Regions from separate parts of the Homo sapiens genome. Here region 2 is linked to region 1. Evidence: read pairs that join two places in POLR2A ChIA-PET (ENCODE). Cell type or tissue: CD4-positive, alpha-beta T cell. All regions are shown on one strand. Each heading gives the region's core, and the rest is flanking DNA. Links, peaks and the distances in the headings are about the cores only.

The links. ChIA-PET counts read pairs that join two places held together with the same protein. Peaks named below come from ENCODE experiments on the same cell type or tissue, not always from the same donor. Only the 100,000 strongest peaks of a DNase experiment are listed, where the experiment ranks them.
Region 2: POLR2A ChIA-PET joins it to region 1 with 9 read pairs; 5 of 35 experiments call an interaction of 5 or more read pairs at or near these places.

Annotation. Positions count from the first base shown.
Region 1 is chr12:51,700,278-51,706,148 of GRCh38, reverse strand. SCN8A (sodium voltage-gated channel alpha subunit 8) reads right to left here. Exons shown (of 27, transcript NM_001330260.2): 8 at 4,942-5,005; 9 at 3,235-3,376; 10 at 526-732. Among named protein-coding and RNA genes, the nearest start is that of TMDD1, 110 kb to the left of the region's middle. In CD4-positive, alpha-beta T cell, for the core only: no CTCF peak of the experiment used is centred there; no DNase peak of the experiment used is centred there.
Region 2 is chr12:51,825,871-51,841,347 of GRCh38, reverse strand. The region is part of intron 1 of FIGNL2 (fidgetin like 2); the gene reads left to right. Among named protein-coding and RNA genes, the nearest start is that of FIGNL2-DT, 15 kb to the left of the region's middle. RefSeq lists enhancers at 4,317-5,268, 11,395-11,944, 13,047-13,598, 14,272-14,772. In CD4-positive, alpha-beta T cell, for the core only: no CTCF peak of the experiment used is centred there; a DNase peak (open chromatin) is centred at 13,285.

The DNA.
Region 1 (5,871 bases), core at 995-4,994:
CAAGTCTGGAAATGAATGCTAAGTAACATTATATATTATGGGTCCTAAAAATGTATAAATACATGTACATTTAGATAAGGATGAGAAAGTTAAGTGTTAAGGTGATGAGATCACAAATGTCTTTCAAGTTTTACTTTAATATTTTGCCTGTATCTTCTTTTTAATTAGAAATAATACTTTTTATGACCACAGGAATCTTAACATTTCTCCCAAGAAAAAGAATATGCTTATGTGAAACACTATATAAACTGCCCTGGTCACTTTTTTCTTCCCAGTCATCATGGCGGTTGCACACTGAACAGTTGAGCAATTCAACAAAAGATGATATGAACAAACAATTTGGCTGTTAAGACAAATGGAATAATTGGAGCAACCATCTGCAGTTGTTACTTGGGTTATTTTCATCAGACCAATGGCCTCTATTTGAAAATATGCCTAGAAAAGATCAACTGCAGTGAAAATCAGATGGGGTCTTAGTCACCATGATCTGGCAGGAAGGTCTATTGCAAAGAATTCATCACCAACCTGTGCCTCTTCCTGTTGCTTCTTAAGTTGCTCCAACATTGCTTTAAATTCAGCCTCTTTTTGTTCTGCCTCCTCCAGTGTTGCCTGATTCTGTTCTTCATAAGCCATGGCCACCACAGCCAAGATCAAGTTCACCAGATAGAAAGAACCCACAAAGATGACCAAGACGAAGAAGATCATGTATGTTTTCCCGGCTGCTCGTAAAGTCTGCAAAGACAAAGGCCATTTTCTGAGTCACTTGTACCAAATGAACCGGGCTGAAAACAGCTAATGGGCCAAGTTCCTCTGTAAGGGCACTATTTGCATTTTGTACAGGACTGTTTCCTTGTGCAGTACTCCTTCCTATTGTGGGCACTTGGTACTCCCAATGGTTGAATGGTTTCACTTATCCTCAACTCATATTAAATGGCAGTAGTTATCTCCCAACCATTGTGACAAAAAAATCCCCTCTCATTTCTAAATATTCCCCATACACTTCTTTCATAAAAAAAGTTTGATTTTGGGCTAAGACAAGTATAAAGAAAAGAATACAAGACTGCAGTTTATTTATCTACAGATCCTCAAACAGCATTAACAGACAAATTATGTCTCTGAAATCAGGTCCAAGTTGAAGGAAATCCCATCTTTTTATTTTATTTATTTTTTTTTTGAGATGAAGTGTCACACTATCACCTAGGCTGGAGTGTGATGGCACGATCTTGGCTCACTGCAACCTCTGCCTCCCAGGTTCAAGCGATTCTCCTGCCTCAGCCTCCCGAGTAGCTGGGATTACAGGTGCCCACCACCATGCCCAGCTAATTTTTTTGTATTTTTAGTAGAGACGGGGTTTCACTATGTTGGCCAGGCTGGTCTTGAGCTCCTGACCTCATGATCCACCCGCCTCGGCCTCCCAAAGTGCTGGGATTACAGGCGTGAGCCACCACGCCCGGACCCATTTTTTTTTTTTTTTTTTTGTAGGTGGAGTCTTGCTCTGTCACCCAGGCTGGAGTGCAGTGCCATCATCTCAGCTCACTGCAACCTCCACCTCCCAGGTTAAAGCAATTCTCCCACCTCAGCCTCCCGAGTAGCTGGGATTACAGGCATGTGCCACCATGCCCAGCTAATTTTTGTATTTTTAGTAGAGATGTGGTTTCACCAGGTTTGCCAGGTTGGTCTTGAACTCCTGGCCTCAAGTGATCCACCTGCCTCGGCCTCCCAAAGCGCTGGGATTACAGGCATGAGCCACTGTGTCCGGCCAGGAAATCCCCATCTTGAGTGACACCCTTCCTTATTCTTTTGCAATAGGATGAGTTTTAAAAGGATATGACAATATGACATAAAGGATAGTGGGGGAGGTTAAAAAAAGGCAGAAGGAAACTAGGTTTTAGGTTATGTGCATGCAACCCACTATTACACAGTTTTCATCTTTATTCTGTTAACCACAAAATGGGCCAGGCACGGTGGCTCATGCCTGTAATCCCAGCACTTTGGGAGGCCAAGACAGGTGGATCACCTGAGGTCAAGAGTTCAAGACGAGCCTGGCCAACCAACATGGTGAAACCCCGTCTCTATTAAAAATACAAAAATTAGCCAGGTGCGTGCGTCATGCCTGTAATCCCAGCTACTCGGGAGGCTGAGGCAGGAGAATTGTTTGGAGGCTGCAGTGAACAGAGATTGCGCCTCTGCACTCCAGCCTGGGCGACAGAGCGAGACTCTGTCTCAAAAAAGAAAAAAAAAAAGAAACAGCATCAATCACAAATATTTCATGAGAAACATTCAACCTGAGGGAACTCTAGGCTGTGCAACAGAAAGGTAAGAATTAACTCAGATATTTGAACTAGAAACTTCCCTTAAAGAGGGTCCTTCATGCCTGAGGGGACGTGTTTTTCATTTTCAAAGTAACTGGTATCACCAAATGACACAAAGAGAAAACAATGGACTGTCATAAAATTTCTAAGCTGTAAGACACTTAGCAATCACTTACACTAACTTCATTACAACCAGCAAAGTTAAATGACTTGTCCAGAGTCACCAGTGTAGCCCAACAGAATGTTACTGACCTTATTTTTATCTGTACAACCTGCTTGAACAAATCCAAATGTGTTACAAATCTCAAAAATGTTGATATACTCCAAGGTCCTTATGGAAATTCCATCTATATAGTGCCTTGCACAAAGAGGTGTTTAATTTTTCTTAAACAGAAGCCCTAATGGTGGCTCACGCCTGTAATTCCAGCACTTTGGGAGGCCACAGTGGGAGGATCACTTGAGGCCAGAAGTTGCAAGACCAGCCTGGGCAACAGAGTGAAATCCCAACTTTCCAAAAAGTAGAAATATTATAGCCAGGTGTGGTGGTACATGCCTGTAGTACCTACCTCAAAAACAAAACAAAACAAAACAAAACAAAAAAAACAAACCCTAACCCCAAATATCCAAAAGGAGATATGCTGCAGAGGATGAACAATAGGAAGTAGATAGAGATAGCAGATTCTCAGGCCAGACAAGAGGCCGTCAAGGCTGTAAGAGTCTACAGCTATACATGACTGAGCATTCGAGAAACAGGGATGAGAACTGAGAGAATTCACTTAATATCAAAAACCAGCTGACTGTGGGAAACACAACAGTTAGATCTTGTATAATGTCTTCACTAAATGTCTCTCACACAGAAGGTCCCCAACCCCATATAAGCTCATGCAAACTCTATGGCCAAAGGAAAAGAGGTATTACTCACCAATTGATACAAGTTTTCCCAATAGTCCTGGGTCATAAGGCGAAATAATGCCAAGAAGGCCCAGCTAAAAGTGTCAAAACTTGTGTAACCATAGTTGGGGTTCCTTCCTGCTTTCATACACTGGTATCCCTCTGGGCATTGCCTAAAGAAAGAAAGGGAAGTTCAGGACTTTTCAACATAATTCCACCCAGCCATGACCTTGGAGATAATAAATAACATAATTCTATTTACTCCATGACCTTGGAGATAATAAATAACCATTGATAGAGCCAGGCCAACAAATTAGAAGAAAAAGAAGAAGGAAATAAGCAGCTAACCAACTTCTGGGGACAGCCTAGGGTCAGAATCACCTGGCATGGTCTTTAAAAATGCAGATTCCTGCATCCTTACCCAAACTAGGAATTAAAAGTTCTGGATATGGGATCTATGAATCTGCATTTTTAAGAGGTATGCCAGGTGATTCTTATGCATGCCAAAGTGTGAGAAGTACTGTTCTAGATTCATATCAATGTGCAATTCAATCAAATTTAACTCAGCTATTATCCCAAATGACAAACGGCTAGAAGTTCCTCTTTTTTTTTTTTTTTTTTTTTGATACAGAGTCTAGCTCTGTTGCCCAGGCTAGAGTGCCATGGCATGATCTCGGGTCACTGCAACCTCTGCCTTCTGGGTTCAAGCGATTCTCCTGCCTCAGCCTCCCGAGTAGCTGGGATTACAGGCACCTGCCACCACGTCTGGCTAATTTTTGTATTTTTAGTAGAGACGGGGTTTCACTGTGTTGGCCTGGCTGGTCTCGAACTCCTGACCTCGGGATCTGCCTGCCCCAGCCTCCCAAAGTGCTGGGATTACAAGCGTGAGCCACCGCGCCTGGCCAGAAGTTCCTCTTAATCATTTGTTTTCTTTACACTCACTGTGACAACCTAAGTCAAGGGGGGATTTCAGTTACCTCAGTTACACCATTTCTCCTGCTTTTAGATTCATCTCATATTTCTTTCAATGTAATCTCTAGTAGTCTAATACAGAAATTAAATGGATTTCTAGACATTGTGGTCATGTTAAAACACCAGTTCTTAGAGGACCAATATACTCTGCAAAATGACACTACCACCCTACATTTATAAAGCCCTCTGTTTACAAAGCATTTTCATGTAATGTAAGTGGATCCTTACAGTAACCCTGTGAGCAAGAGAGAGCATGGCTTATTAAATAAATCCATTTTATGGATGAAAAAAACCAAGGCTCAGGTAAGTTAAATGGCTTGCCAAAGGTCTTAGAGCAGGAAGTATCAGGATCAGGACTCAAATACTACGTTGCTACTCTTTTTCCTCCTCTATGCTGTCAGGTCAAGCATATTTTGGGTCATCCTTGGATCCATAACCATCACTAAGATGGTATCTTTGCTCTCTATTGTACTATAGGATGAGAGGAGTCCCCAAGAGGCAGGTAAGCTATCTGGTGTTATTGATTTCATCCTTGGATTCTTTCATTTTGGCTTGAGACTACAAGCACAGGCACTTACTAGTGAAATGTCAACTTTAGATAGACAAATGTGAAACAAAGAAAATCTATGCCAACCGATAGGTCAGATGCAATTGTAAGGTCTACTACTTGAGCACAAAGAAAAGTAAACATATTGCCTATTTTGACCCTACTAATAACAGGTACATTATTTTAAGGAAAGAGAATAAAACTAGGTGAGCTACTTACCCAGCATCAGAACTGTTCCCACAGAGTAAAGGTTCCAGCATGCCAGGAACTGTGTAGAAATTTGCTAGAAAAGTTTGAAGAGGCAGGAAATGAACAGGCAGATTTAAGTGAATGAGAGAATAAGGTTACACTGTTCCTAACTAGCCCCAGCAGAAAGTTATTGACTTTAGCTCATAAATCTTTTCCAACAGCTGTGACAGCTGATAAGAATTCTTTCCTATTAATGATTTTCTTATATATATTTACAAATTAAAAGTGCTATCCCAAAGTTCTTGATGCAATATAGTTTTCACAGACACCCAACTTCCATTCATACTTCAAATCTATATGCCAGATTCTGGTACTTGAATCAAAGGGACCTAAAAGTAAGTTTTCTGAGTTGTACACCCCTTTATACCACTCTATTCTTCTATCCTTACAACGTGTCTTTATCAAAGATATTTTAGAGCTCATTGGTCACTAGATACTAGGTCCTATTTTAAATTACAAGGCATGTTTTCCTTTCCAGCATATGTCCCCGAAATCTCCTTTGCAACACTTTCTTATGGTTACTAAACTGACTTTATTTTCTCAGGAATGACTAATAGTGACATCTCTAACTTTTTTCATGAGTCTAAAGAAGTATCACTACATCAAATTTTCCTTTGGTTCCTCAAATAAAATGATTAAAACTACTCAACTGTAATAGGATTGAATAGTGCCTTAAAGATCACCTGATTCCCTAGACTAGATCGACTGCAATAGTCTTAGTAGTATTAAGAAAATTTGAGTTCCATAGATACATTCTGGACTAAATGTGTAAATATCCCAAGTAACTCAGCTAGGGAAAAAAATAATTTTTATCAAGCTTCTAAGCCTGAATTTCAAAGCAAAAGTTTAGGGGTACATGCGAAAAAGGGAGAGAGAGGGCTGATGTTTGAGAGCTTCTGA
Region 2 (15,477 bases), core at 11,478-15,477, 120 kb before region 1:
GTGTGTGAAGCACTCAGGGCCGGACTTGGCTTGTGTTGAGAATCCCATATGGGAGCAGGCAGACAGGAGCTGCTGTGGTTGCTCAGTCTTTTCCTAGCACCCTCCCCCCAGTATCTTTTTCCCTCTGTGTTCCTGTGGCCCTGCAGGTGTAGGGGGCCACCCCCTTGAGGACAGCCCTGCCCACTCACACCCAGGTGGACCGGCCGGGCTGCATAGCTGGAGTTACTCGGCTCAGCCCCCCCAGGGCTGGGAAGAGGGCAGGAGGGGCTGAGGCAGCTGCTGGGGACTCCTGGGTGGGCTGCCTGGGCCTGTTTCCTCGCCTTTGGTAAGGCCTGGCCCTGTGGGGGCATGTCTCTCTCCCACCCCCATGCACGGGAAGGGGCCATATTTGGGGCTAGGGCACACAGGATCACCCAGACTTTAAAGCTTAAGCCTTTTGGAGGCCACATGCCACCCAAACAGACTCAAGTCAACCTTGGATCCTAAAACTGGCTACGGGGAGGGGAAGTGTGGGGCCCTCCAAGAGACTCTAGGCTCTTGGGCTGAGCCTTGTGGTCCATGACCCTGAGGAGTTCCTGCAGATAACTGTATTCCAATGTTTTTGTTTTTGTTTGAGATGGAGTTTTGCTCTGTTGCCCAGGCTGGAGTACAATGGTGTGATCTCGGCTCACCACAACCTCTGCCTCCTGGGTTCAAGCAATTCTCTTGCCTCAGCCTCCCAAGTAGCTGGGATTACAGGCATGTGCCACCACACCCAGCTAATTTTGTATTTTTAGTAGAGACAGGGTTTCGCCATGTTGGTCAGGGTGGTCTTGAACTCCCGACCTCAGGTGATCAGCCTGCCTCAGCCTCCCAAAGTGTTGGGATTACAGGCGTGAACCACCGTGCCTGGCCAATGTTATTAATTCCCTTTGTAGCCCCATGTATTTTTCTTTTATGCATTGAGGAAGTATTTTTGAGAACAGGTCATAGGTTTTCCAGACTGCGAAAGGGGCCTAAGGCTGAAAGTGGTGAAGAGCTCTGGCCTCATCCTCCATCTCTCGCCCATGCAGGGCCAAGTCCCAGGCAAAGAGGAGCCCCAGATGCAGACCCAAGAGGAGACAGGCACTGGAAGGACCTCACCAGCCCCAGATCACAGGGCCACCCCAAGTGGACAGAGGACAGTCCATGGCGGCCTCCACTGAGCACCTGCGCCCTCCCCGCAGTGCCCATCACTGAGTGCACAGGTGTGAGGCTGCGTTGTGTGCTAGAAACAGAGCCTCAGGGAGGGGAACTGACTTCAGACAGGGCAAAGCGCAGAGTCAACTGCAAATCCCTGTTCCTCAATGAAAAAGCAAGTCATCTTTTTAAAAAGTAATTGCTGACAAAAAGTCATGACTATCATTAAAAAGTCCAGGTCATCCTCGTTCCCAGTGGCCCTGCTCTTTCTACCACTGTGTGTCAGGGAATGTTTTCTGAGGGAGGGGACTTTGGGAAGGAGCAGGTCAGGGTAGAGAGAGAGCTGCAGAAAGGGCTAGAGAGCCACTTGTACCAGGGCTCACAGACAGGGGCTGGCTGAGCAGCGGAGGGAATGGGAACCCAGTTAACAAGTGATGTCACCTCTAAATTGGGCATTGGAGTGGAAGGGCAGAAGTGCCTGGAACATGCTTCGGGGCACCAAAGAGGGAGACAGGAACAGCCTCAGAGAGAATGGGCTGATGTGACTGGAGGAGCTGGAAAGGGCCCGAAGCTGGAAGGAAGGACAGACTCATCCACCTCTGGTGCCAGGCTGAAGGGTTAACATCGTCTCTGTGCTTGGTAGGAGGCTGAGTCTGTTTTAGACAGAAAGACCACCCTAGCAGCCACACAGAAGAAGGATTAGGAAGGCAGAGAACAGAGGCAGAATTCAGAGGTGGGGCCAGCTGTGGTGGGGAACATGAGAGCTGTGGGTTGTTTTAGAGAGAGTGTTAACCTGACTTCATGGCCAGCTAGATGAGTGGAGGCTGGAGAGACAGACACAGGGACTCCTAGGTTTCCAGCCTAGCTGAAGAGATGGAATCGGGAGAGAGGAGGTGGAGATGTTTTCCTTGGGCATGTTGAGTCTGAGGTCTCTGTGGACCCTCCCAGAGGGTCCTAAGATTCTCACCTAGATTCCTACCTCTCCTCTTAAGATTCCCGGGGACAGTGAAGAATGTGGCTCAAGACCAAGTTACGTCTGGGCACAGTGGGCTGTCAGGAGGGACTTGAAGCAGGAGTATGAGACTTGCCTGGCAGTTTCTAAGTGGCAGAGGGTGGGCTGGGGGGGTCATGGGAGGGCCCTGGTGCTCCTCCCTCTATTAGCAGAGGAGAGGCTGGTGACAGATGTCCCAGGACACAGGTCAGAGCAGCCAGGGGTCAGGCGAGGACATCCTGGGAAGCTGTGGTTTGGGACTGTATTTTCAGTGACGGTCAGCTGGTCAGGGCAGGACAGGGAACTCATTCCTGCAAGGCAGAGCTCTTCTGGGGCCCCGCAGGCAGCTCCAGGATTATGTTTTCTCTTTGGAGTCCTCTGTCAAATGAGTTGGGTCCTTCTGGGCCTGGAGAGCAGCCCCCCCACCTCTTTCCCAGGCCACTGCACCTAGCCAGTCTCTAGGAGCGAGTTGGAGCCTGCCCTGGGTCCTGCATGGGTGGCCCCTCTAGCTAGTCAGGAAAGTTCCACCTCTCCTTCACTGCCCTCAGGCCAGCCTGTGAGGGGGATGCTGCCTCTCCACCCCCCATTTCACAATGGAGGAAACAGATCAAGACATTGTCCCACATCTCAGAGGCTGACTCTGAGGCCAGTGCTCACTCCCTGCAATACCTGAGTCATGGGAGGGGGAAGGGCTGGCTAGAGTGGGCTCAGAGACCCCTGCAAGCCGTGGGTCAGTCTTTCAGGTTGCCCTTCAGACACCTGCCTTACCCAGGTTACTAATGGGTACAGGCTCTATTGGGGTGGGGTACCTGGAGCAGCCAGTGAAGTGGAGAAAGGGGAGAAGGGAAGGAGTATGTCTCACCGTAGAACAGGCTCACACCACAATCCTCCCAGCAGCCTGCTGAGGGGACTGAATGAGACAATGGAGATCCAGCTCCCAGCCCAGTGTGCAGTGGCCTCTGGGAAGCACACAGACAGGGCAGCCCTTACTCCTTTCTTCCCCCAGGGCCCAGGAGCTGACATCCATCTCTGACCTGCTCCAACATAGCTCACATGTAGTGAGAAGTGGGGTGTGGTGTGGTGGGCAATTCCCAGCCCCAAAGACTCGCTTTCCCCGGCCTCCATGAACACTTCTAGTGGCCCATGCAGCTCACCTCGAGCAGGTGGGAAGGAGAAGGAGAATCAGCCTTGCTAATCCTCCTGGAGGTGTGACTGGCTGACAGCCTGGAGCCTCCCAGAAGTTCCATTTGGTTTAAAAGAGAATCCTTCTTAACCAGAATGGTGTTCTCTTGGTGAAATTGCAGGCAGCCTAACCAAGGGGAGCAAACAACACCTAGGCAAGAGGGAGACACGTTGTGTTTTCTTTGGTGGCAGGGACTAGGGTAATAACAAGGCTATTTCTCTCTACCTGCTTTCTCCCAGAAGATGGGCTGGGGACAGAGCACCAGCCTGGAGCCCCTTGTGTTCCTGGATATTGCCTAGCTTTGGGGTGAGACAAGACAGTGGAAGGAAGGTGGCCTGAGCATCCCAGGGCAGCTTTTGGTGGAGGGTCCAGAGAAAACGTGGAGGGGCTGTTGGGAAGAAGGGGGTGGGGAGGAGAGGAGAGCTGGAAAAGTGATTAGCAGCTCTGATGAGGTTGCAGTCGGGCCTGGCGGCCCCAGGGCAACACAAGAGAAAAAAGGAGCTGTTATTCACAGAGGGTGGACAAAGATGGCTGCCTGACTGAGGCAGCCCCCCAGCCCATCCCAAGGCAGCCAGGTCACAGGGGGTACCGGCAGGCCCCACGCCCTTGGCATGGATACCCCTCATGGGGATTGGGAATGGGACTGAGGCTGTAGGGAAAACATTGGGAGCCTGCGTCCTATGTCCAGTTCCCAGCTCCCCCGGACCTTCTTTGAGAGCAGGAGAGGCCCAGGAGCCACCCCCAACCTCCTGGGGTAGTAGATGGGCTGTTTGATCAGTGAGTGTGTAAATTGGGATTTTATGGATCGCTTATTCACGGCTGGAGCTGGGGCCCCCAAATTCCTCTGTGCCCCAGAATGCTTAATCTAGTCTTGAGCTTCCCCCTGAGAGGCAGACGGGAGGAGAGCTCCCCACAGGCCCCCACCCCTCCTGCTGTGTCCCCTCCCAAGGCCCCAGGCTTTGTCAGTTGCAGGTTGAGCGGTTCAAATGTGCTAATACACTCCCTGGGGGCCACCGGACAGTGGGACTTACTCCTCAGTGCTGTGATTGGCCAGAGAGACCACAGGAGGGGGGTTTCTGGCAGCAGCTGGGAGTGTGTGTGTCTGCGCACCCACCCACCGGCATGTGCGCCTGTGTGAGGGGAGGAGGGGGCTGGGGGTGTCCACCCTGCTCAGACCACTGGGCAGAGACAAAGGACCTTCATCTAGCCTGGGACGAGGATTAAGCCCACCAGCCATGTCCCTACCTGGTCAAGCTGGTTAGGAAGTCCACTGCCCACCTCTACATCCTCCTATTACACTGTGACATGGTGGGGGCTTATTCAATGTGTGTTGAATGGATGGATGGATGAGTGACCACAAGAGTGACTGCATTTCTAACTGGGGTGTGTCTGCTGGGATAATCCGGCACCAACAGATTCCTCCATCTCCCCTTAGGATTCTGAAGTATCCGCCCCCCACCAACAGAGACTCACTTTAGCCCAGGCCTGACCAGACATCAAGGCTGGACATGAGAGACTGGCCAGGCCTCGGGGGACACAGCTGTGACCCCCGGACTGTGTTACCACTTGAGAGTGCTTTCACTGTGGTCACGTTTCTCCCTCTCTGCTGGCCCCCATCTGTCCTTGGGATTGGATGAGGATGAGGATGGTGGGCGGGGTGGGGGAGGGGTGTTGAGCAGCTGATGGGGGAGGGCAGCGCAGCCCAAAGGCCAGATGACAGAGTGCCCTGTCCTACCTTCCTCTCCTCCTCCTCCGCCTGTCCCTCCTCTCCTGAGGCAGGGCAGACAGGCGGGGCTGGGGCGGAGGGAGTTGACTCAGCTAGCCCATCCTCCCTCCCCTGGTTCTAGGGAAAGCTCCAGTCCAGGGTAGCTGTAAAACTGCCTGGGAATCCTAGGAAAAGAAGCCTGCAGGGCACGGTGGCTCACTCCTGTAATCCCAGCGCTTTGGGAGGCTGAGGTGGGTGGATCACCTGAGGTCAGGAGTTCGAGACCAGCATGGCCAACATGGTGAAACCCTGTCTATACTAAAAATACAACAATTAGCCAGGTATGGTGGTGCACGCCTGTAATCCCAGCTACTCAGGAGGCTGAGGCAGGAGAATCAATCACTTGAACCCAGGAGGTGGAGGTTGCAGTAAACGGAGATCACGCCACTGCACTTCAGCCTGGGTGATAAGAATGAAACTCTGTCTATAAAAAAAAAAAAAAAAAGAAGTCTAGATCCGCAGGAAGTCTACCTAAAGACCTTAAGAAGCGAGACTCCATAGAAGTTCAAGATAGAGCAGCTCCGTCCGATAGAACTTTCTATGGTGATGGAAAGGTTCTGTGTCTGTGATGTCTACTACAGTGGCCACTTCCACATACGGTTGTTGAACATATGGAATGTGGCTAGTACCACTGAGGAAGTAAAATTTTTATTTTATTAAATTTTAATGTCTGCAAATTTAAATAGTTACATGGGGCTAGTGCCTGTCATTGGACAGTACAGGATTAGAGGCTGTGTTCAGGGCTGAAGCAAAGTCCTTGAGTGCAAGTGCCAATTCTGCCCCTTTTGGGCTGGTGGCCTTGGGCAGGACTCTTCCCGCCACACTATGTTCCTTCCCCAGGTTGCTGGGCTGCCTCGAAGGGGAATGCGGTGTGGGCCATCTGAAGTTAGAGAATCATCTGTTCCTTTGGGTGACTGGGCTTCCCTCAAGAGGTCCTGGATCACAGAGGAGATAAACATGCAAGGAGAGCATGGCAGTCACAGTGGGAAAGAAGTGGCTGCAGGGAGCTCTAGACTTTGAGGCATCTAAGGAACTTCCTTGGGGGTCAGTCCAAGAAGGCTTCCTGGAAGAGGGGGTGGTGGGGGAGGGTTGGGCAGGAGTTGAGCCAGGGGATGGGTGGGAGGCTGTGCCTGAGAGCCTGACCCTGGAGATCTGCTTATTTTGAGCTTGAAATGAGGACCCTGTGCTTTGAGGCACCTTGGAGAGCCTTACTGCCTCTAGGCTGGGGTAGGCAGGTGTTGACACATGGGCTGAGTCCCACTTCCCCTCTTACAGCTTGTATGACCTTGGGAGAATCTCTTTCCACACTTGAGTCTCCATTTCCTCTTCTATAAAATGGGGAGAATAATGCCCATCTGGCAGGGACATTGTGAGGACGAAAACGATGGATAACTATGAAGTTCTTTGCAAACACTAGAAGGCTGGGTGAAAGGGAAGGTTCATTCCTCAAGGGTGCTGGGCCCCTGGCCTGGCCTCTCAGAGCAACAACAGATGGTCACAGCTTGGCTGTGGCCCTGACCGCGGACACAGGCAGGGATATCTGTGCTGTCCCCTCCCGTCAGCGTGTGCACGCGTACACAGAGCCCAGATGGGGGCCGCTTGGCCAGCTTCTCCCAGGCCGACCTCCTGCTGTTTGGCATTTGACATATGAGAAGACCAGGGCCAGAGCACACCCCTCACCACATCTCCCACCCCAGAGAGGAGCCAGACTGGCGGGGCGGCCTCCGCACCTCCAGGAAGCAGGATCCTGAGGGCCCTGATCTCTTTACCATGTGTCCAGAGACCTTTGATGGGAATTCCAGCACCCCTTTTGTCCTCTCCCACAGAAGCCCAATGGGGTGGGGGGTAACAGAAGGAGAGAGATTTAAAGAGAAAGAGGCCCTGTGGAGTCTCTGGGGGGCTGAGATAGGTGCCTTTGGGGGCTGGACACTTTCCTCTGGTGTTCACAGACACAAATGCCCCTTCTGGACTCCCCTCCCCTATCCATTCCTGAGGTGAGCCCCTGGCTTCACCCCTTGCCACCCTCACCATCACATGTACACTCAAATTTAGTCACCCTGATTGCTTTCTTTATTTGGACACAGAGGCCATTTCAAGCCTCTAGGATCATCCATCCATCCATCCATCCATCCATCCATCCAACCATCCATCCACCCATCCGTCTGTCTGTCTATTCATCCATCTGTCCATCTGTCCATCTGTCCATTCATCCATCCATCCATCCATCCATCCGTCCATTTGTCTGTCCATTCATCCATCCATCCGTCCATTTGTCTGTCCATTCATCCATCCATCCGTCCGTCTGTCCATCCATCCTGTAGTCTATTGAGAACTTAATCTGTGCCGGGCACTGTCCTAGGTGCTTGGGATATAACAGTGAACAAAACAAAGTCCCTGCTCTCATGAACTTTCTAGTGGGTACACAGACAATAAAGCAACAAATAGGACTGTCCCCTTCAACCTGTTGTTCCATAATCTGATGGATGAGTGTTACAGGGAACATCAGGTTGAAGGGGACAGTGTCTGCCGAGGCAACGGCTAAGCAGAGACTTGATGCTAGGCAGGGTGCAAGCCCAGGGAAGGTGTGTTCCAGGCAGGGCAGAGGCAGGGGCACTGAGGTGGAAAGCAGCGTGGCGGGAGGAGCTGTGAGGAGGCCAGGGTGTGGAAGGGAGGGAGGAGGGGCAGTGGCAGCAGGTGAGGCCGAGAGGTAATGGAAGCCGACCATGAGGACCCTGTATGCCAATGAGAGGACTTTGGCTTTTATTCTGAGTGAGATGGGAGCCACTGGAAGCTTTTGGTGGAAGAATGACTTATGGAACATGCTTTCAAGAGTTACACTGGCAACTGTGTTAAGAAAAGAGAGGACGATGTAGAAAGGGGGAGGTGAGATGGAAGTGAGGCCAGGCACAGTGGCCCATGCCTGGAATCCCAGCCCTTTGGAGGCCAAGGAAGGAGGCTAGCTTGAGCCCAGGAGCTCAAGACCAGCCTGGACAACACAGTGAGACCCCCATCTCTACAAAAAAATTTTAAAAATTAGCTGGGTGTGGTGGCCCACCACACCTATGGTCCCAACTACTTGGGAGGCTGAGGTAGGAGGACTGCTTGAGCCTGGGAGGTCCAGGCTGCAGTGAGCCGTGATCACGCCGCTGCACTCCAGTCTGGTCAGCAAAGTGAGACCCTGTCTCAAAAAACAAAACAAAAAAAAGAGAGAGAGGCTGCAGCTGTCGTCCAGGTGATAGCATCCCTGAGGTGGTGAGAAGTGATTGAAGAATCTAATTTGCTGTTCTGAAGAGTGAAAGAGAAGTTAAGGATGACCGCAAGGTTTCTGGCTTGAGCAACTAGAAAGGATGCAGCTGCCATTTCCTGCAGTGGGGAAGGCTGAGGGAGGGCTAGGTTGCGGATGTGGGAGCCCGGAGTTTCACTTTTGGGCATGTTAATTATGCCAATTAAATATTCCAGTGGGGATGTCAGCAAGAAGGTTGAATAAAGTGCGGAGTGCAGGGGAGAAATCTCAGCTGGAGAACTATGTTTGGGAAACATCAATACACAGGTGATGGTCAAAGCTAGGAGATGGGATGGGATCATGCACGGAATTACCATGGAGAGGGAAAAGAAGGCTGCAGGACTGAGCCCGAGGTCTGCAGGGTTTAGAAGGGAGTGGGTGATGGGAGGGCAGCAAAGAGGCTGTGGAGGGGACGGCAGCAGGGGCCAGGAGAGCGCAGGTCCCTGGTTTTGCAAGAGGAGGGCAGAGCATCAGATTCAGCTGTGTGGTTATGAGGCAAAGGTAGTGGAGTGTTGGGGGTAAATGCCTGCTTGGAAGGGGTTCAAGAGGAATGGAAGGACAGGAATAAGAAACAGTAGCATAGAAAAGGTAAAAACAAGCAAAGAGAGAGAGATAGAATGTAGCTGAAGGGGGATTCAGAAATTATTTTGGGGCCGGGCACAGTGGCACACGCCTGTAATCACAGCACTTTGGGAGGCTAAGGCAGGTGGACCACCTAAGGTCAGGAGTTCAAGACCAGCCTGGCCAACATAGAGAAACCCTGTCTCTACTAAAAATGCCAAAATTAGCTGGGCGTGGTGGTGGGCACTTGTAATCCCAGCTACTTAGGAGGCTGAGGCAGGAGAATTGCTTAAATCCAGGAGGCAGAGGTTGCAGCGAGGCAAGATCGTGACACTGCATTCCGCCTGGGCATCAGAGCAAAACTCTGTCTCAAAATAAATAAATTAAATTAAATTAAAAATTAGCTAGGTGTGGTGGCATGTGCCTGTAGTCCCAGCTGCTCAAGAGACTGGGGTGGAGGAATGCTTGAGCCTGGGAGGTGGAGGCTGCAGTGAGCTATGGGGACACTACTGCACTGTAGCCTGGGCAACAGAGCAAGACCTTGTCTCAAAAATGTATATATATTTTGGGCTTTTTTTCCTAAAACGGGAACTACAACAGCATATTTGCGAGCTGATGAGAGTGACCCAGCAGAGAGGGAAATGGATCAGGTAGGAGAAGGGGGAACCGAGGGAACAGTGTCTTTCTTGAAAGAGGGTGGGATCAGTGCACAAGAGGGAGACTTCAGACAGCTCACCCATCCTCGGTTCATCCTTTGTTCTATCCCCTCTCCCGCCAAGGAGTGAGCTTAGGGACAGGGAAGGAAAGCATTTGGCTCTCATGCCCCGCTCAGGGGTGTGCTCCCTGCCTTGTATCCTTGCCTTTCCACAGCCTGTGGAAGTGGGAGGAGATCTGCTTTCAGGTCCCCACTTGGCCTCCAGAGGATTGCGTGACCTGGGGCCAGCCACATCTGTCTGGCACTGTTTTATCTGCAAATAATACCTGCTTAACTGGGGTGCTGTGGGGAGTGGGTGCCAGCACTCCCTGCTCAGCTCTGCACTTTCCTTGTTTTCTCCTGGAGCCTCCGAGCTGGGACCTGCTGTCCCCTCCATGCCCCAGTGCTCCCCATGACTGCTGCAAAATGAATTCCTGACTCCCTAGCGAAAGTACCTCCGCTGTCTCTGAACCTCCAGCATTCTTTCTTTTCCTCTTTTTTTCTTTTTTAGCTATATGACCTTATTTTTTTAATCTATCAACTGTATTTATTCCTGTAATTCTTCATTTGCACAAAAAATCAACAGTTGTCTCTGTTTTAAGGGTAATACAGGCTGGGTTTTGTGCTCACGCCTGTAATCCCAGCACTTTGGGAGGCTGAGGGGGTGGGCTGCCTGAGCCCCGGAGTTTGAGGCCAACCTGAACAACCTGGTGAAACTCTGTCTGTACAAAAACAAACAAACAAACAAACACAAACATTAGCCAAGCTCGGTGGCATGTACCTGGCACCTGTGGTCCCAACTGCTAAGGAGGCTGAGGTGGGGGGATCGCTTGAACCTGGGAAGTTGAGGCTGTGGTGATCTCGCCACTGCACTCCAGCCTGGGCAATAGAGTGAGACTCTGTCTCAAGAAAAAAAGAGCGTAGGCCGGGTGTGGTGGCTCATGCCTGTAATCCAGCACTTTAGGAGGCCAAGGCGGGCGAATCATGAGGTCAGGAGTTTGAGACCAGCCTGGCCAACATGGTGAAACCCCATCTCTACTAAAAATACAGAAAATTAGCTGGGTGTAGTGGTGGGCGCCTGTAATCCCAGCTACTCAGGAGGCTGAGGCAAGAGAATCACTTGAACTCAGGAGGGGGAGGTTGCAGTGAGCCGAGATCGCACCACTGCACTCCAGCCCATGCGACAGTGTGAGACTCCATCTCAAAAAAAAAAAAAAAACAACTCAATATTTTGATTTTAAAATTTCTTTTTTTAAATAAAAATGGGTATATTTATGGTATACAAAATGGTGTTTCGAAATATGTACCCATTGTGGAATGGCTAAATTGAGCTAATTAACATATGCATTCCCTCACATACTTATTTGTGGTAAGAACACCTAAAATCTACTCTCAGTAATTTTCTTCTTCTTCTTTTTTTTTTTGAGATGGAGACTGGCTCTGTTGCCCAGGCTGGAGTGCAGTGGCGCGATCTCAGCTCACTGCAACCTCCGCCTTCCAGGTTCAAGCGATTCTCCTGCCTCAACCTCTCAAGTAGCTGGGATTACAGGCACCCGCCACTACACCCGGCTAATTTTTGTATTTTTAGTAGAGATGGAGTTTCACCATGTTGGCCAGGCTGGTCTCGAACTCCCGACCTCAGGTGATCCGCCTCCCTCACCCTTCCAAAGTGCCAGGATTACAGGCATGAGCCACCACACCAGGCCTACTCTCAGTAATCTTCAAGTATACAATGCACTTTTATTAACTCTAGTCACCATATTTAACAATAGATCTCTTGAACTTACTCCTCCTGAAATTTTGTCTTTTGACCCTTTCTTCCTTCCTTCCTCCTTCCCATTCTCTTTCATTCCTTTTTTTCCTTTCTTCTCCTCCCTCTCTCCCTCCCTCTCTTCCTTCCTTTTCTCCCTTCCTTCCTTCCTTCTTTTTTCCTCTCTTCCCTTCCCTCCCTCCCTCCTTTCTGAGGAAACACTTTGTTTTCTCTTCCCTGTTAGCTGATCAAGTCTGCAGGCATGGGTCCCAATGTGGTCTGGTTTGCCTCTCAAGCCGGGAGTCATAGCTGGCACACAGTGGCTGGCACACTCAAGGTATCATGGAAGGAAGAATCATGCAGCCACCCCATGGCATCCTCTAGCTCATCCCTAAACATGTGTTGAGCCCTACTCATGCTAGGCCCCTTGCCAGCTCTAGGGCAGCCCCCAGGCAGGTTTTGAAGGCTATTCTCTGGCCCAGAACTGGGGAAAGAGGTTCCTGTATGGTAGGTGCCAGGGCTGTGGCAGGTGACCAGTCTTCCAGAGTCCCCTTGTTACCCCTCCCTCTCCTCTCCTGTTGCAATAACTGGGGGGTTGGCATGAGGGAGAGGGCCTAGAGGAGGGGGCACAGTCCTGTTCAAGCTCTGCCAGGCAGCCAGAGACCCCCTGGGGCACCCGTTGTAAGCAGCAGACAAAAAGCCTGGGACAAAAGGCCTGTGGGAGCCTTGGTGAATAGATAAATGAGATTTCCATAAGGGAGGCCGACAATGGGATTCTCCCTTCCAGCCTCTTTGTTCCAGGCTGAGATAATGGAGCTCAGAGGAGGCTTGCCCAGAGGCATGGCCCCTTCTCCACACCGGCCTGGAGCCGACTCACAGCTGCCCCTCCTTGCCTACCCTGCCCCCAGCCCAGTTTGGTCCAATCCCTTCCCTCCCCTATGGGTGACGGAATCCAGAATCAGAGAATTTCTGGAAGATCCGGAAGGAATCTTGGGGGTCTCCTTCGGGGGTTGGAGGAGGGTGTTGATGCTGTGTTGTTGGGGTTTCTTCCTACCTCACCCTGTAAAAAATTTATTTGTGTTTCTAATGAGAAAGGAAGGTTAGAGGTCCACTGATCTAAACCAGCGGTCTCAATGGACAGATGAAGAAAGTGGAGTTTAGTAAGGTTAACTCATGTCTTGGCCATGATCACAGAGTGACAGCTCAGGGCATTTGCTGCCCCAGGAAGCCAGGGTGGCCTGGGGGGATACCTACTGCCTGCATCAGGCCCTGTGCATGGAGAGCCTGTGGTCCTCAGGGATGGGAGAGGCACCCACAGGACCCGAGGGCAGCAGGACCACGGGGGAGATAGGTGCCTGAGTGTTCTGGCCAGCTGTGAAGGCTGAATCATCTCTCATGAACCTTGTAAGACTTCCTAAAAATGAGGGGAGGGGTTTTAGGAATGACTTTACTCTTCCATCCCGTAATTCTTTCCGTAACTATTGATTGATTGCCTGTGAGTTTGAAGGACTTCGTCCTGTGGGTAGAGTCAAGCGGGGTTCCAGCTTCCTATGTGCACAGCAGCACTTCACCTTCAAGGTCTGCAGAGAAAGAGCTGCCGCAGGAACAATACCTTGCTCCCCAAACCAGGCAGTTTGAGAGAGAGAGTGTTTTCTCCACAGAGTCCCAGCTACCACCTGGGAAAACCACAAAACCCAAATAAGGAACTGTGTGCCCAGCCCAGGGGTGTGTCTGGTTATCTGATGGCCCTTCACAGGGAAAGACAGGCTCTACTTGGGCGTTTTACCGGGAGGGGACACAAATTCTCCTGCCTGCTCTGAAGGGTAAATACACAGCACTCGGGGGCAGAGCCACTGTTTCCACAGGCCCAGGAAGTGAGTGTTGGTGAGTGTAGGTGTGCAGCGTGGAATGACTCAGGCTATTCTCTGGCTGTAAGAACAAAGGGCTGGGCCAGAGAGCCCTTATAGGCAAGTGGTTCAGGGCCTGGGCTTTGAGTCCTGTCTCCACTCTGTAACAGCCATGTGACCCTGAAGATGTGTTAATCTCTGTACCTCAGTCTCCTCATCTGGGGAGGCGATGGGGATGACAATAACAGTATTGATCTCAGAGCTGGTATGACGGCTGCATTAGAGATGTAAAACGTAGAACAGGCGCTGGTTCTGTACACAGTGCTTGGGTTTTGGGGAAATGGCGTCAGCTACTGGCCCGTCATATTAGAACTGGAAGGAACCTCTTTTCACAGAACATTCACCAAGTTTCCCCAGCCCCAAAGAGAAGTTACTTGTTTAGTGTCACTCAGCAAGGTTGGGGCACTGCTTGGGTTCTGAATTTGTAATTTGTGCCCCACACTGGACTGTGTCCATTATATACATTATCTTTAAATCCTCACTGCCACTCAACATGACATACGTTATGCCCTTTAACAAATGGAGAAATTGGCTGGGTGCAGTGGCTCAGGCCTGTAATCCCAGCACTTTGGTAGGCTGAGGCAGACAGATCACTTGAGGCCAGGAGTTTGAGACCAGTCTGGCCAATATGGCAAAACCCTGTCTCTACTTAAAAAAAAAAAAAACAAATAGAAATGGGGAAATTGAGGTTCACTGAGGTCAGGCAACCTGCCCAGGGTCACACAGTGTGTGTTTGGGCCTGGATTCAAATTAGGTCTCTGGGATTCAAAGCCTATACTTTCCCCCATGTCCTCAGGGCCTTTCCTCACCTCCAGCATCACTGATCATTGGAGTGTGACTTGTGAACCTGGACAGGAGACATGGGGTCCCCGTCCTGGGGAGATCCTTCCTGAGGCTCCTGTGGGAGGCAAACTGGCAGCAGGCCCAGGGTCTCTGTGTCAGAGCAAGAGGGCTGTAACTGGCCTGGGGGTGGGGGCAGGGAGACAGCATTTTCCACCTATAGCGGGCTAGGGGAGGAAGGCAAGGCCTGGCAGGCCTGGGTCTGTCAGGAAGCATCTAAGTGAGATCACACTTTAAACATGTGCGTGCCAGGCACAGGCATGAACATATGCACATGTGCCTGCAGCTGCGCACATCTGTACACATCCCTGGTGGTGTGCACATACATGTTGGTGTGTATTCAGACTCACGTGAGACATCGTTCTGGGCCTGTGTGCAGGTAAGGCAATCTCACCCACTCTTCTCAAACTTCTACCCTCTTCCCGCCCTTAGGTTGGGGCTGGTCCTTTGGCAGCTGAGTTCTTTCTCTTGGAAGGGGTTAAAGGAAAATGTAGCGCTATGGAACTAAGTTTAGCAGAAGTTGCTGACCTGGTGCCCTGCTTCCTGGTTAGATTTTTTTTTTTTTTTTTTTTTTTGAGATGGGAGTTTCGCTCTTATCGCCCAGGCTGGAGTGCAATGGCGCGATCTTGGCTCACTGCAACCTCCACCTCCCAGGTTCAAGATATTCTCCTGCCTCAGCCTCCCAAGTAGCTGGGATTACAGGTGCCTGCCACCACGCCCGGCTAATTTTTTTTTTTTTTTTGTATTTTTAGTACAGAGGGGTTTCACCACGTTGGCTAGGCTGGCCTTGAACTCCTGATCTCAGGTGATCCACCCGCCTCAGCCTCACAAAGTGCTGGGATTACAGGCGTGAGCCACTGTGCCTGGCCCCTGGTTAGATTATTGAAAGGATCTCTAGTGGATGTCATGTCACTGCATGTAGACAATGATGCCTTAAAGAAGGAAGAAGGGAAAAAGGGATGAGCTGGTAGCTAGTGGGGAACCCAGGGTCAAGAGAGGTCATTTTGAAGATGAGAATTAATCAAGCTAACTGTGTGGGGGGGGCGGGCCCAGCACCTAGGAGGGATAATTGATGGGGCCGAGAACTGGGGCGGATGGACCCTGAGGCCTTCTGGGTGCAAGATGGATACAGATGTAGATAAAGGTAAAAAGAGGGCCAGAGGTAAGGGAGCTTTGCCCAATGACTTCATTTTTTGCCCTGGCTAAAATGGGAGGAAATTTACCTGGAGTGGAAGGGCCAGGTAATGAAGGGCCAAATGAAGACTGAGAGTAGAGATCAGGTGGTCTAGATAAGAGTGTCGGCCGGGCGCGGTGGCTCACGCCTGTAATCCCAGCACTTTGGGAG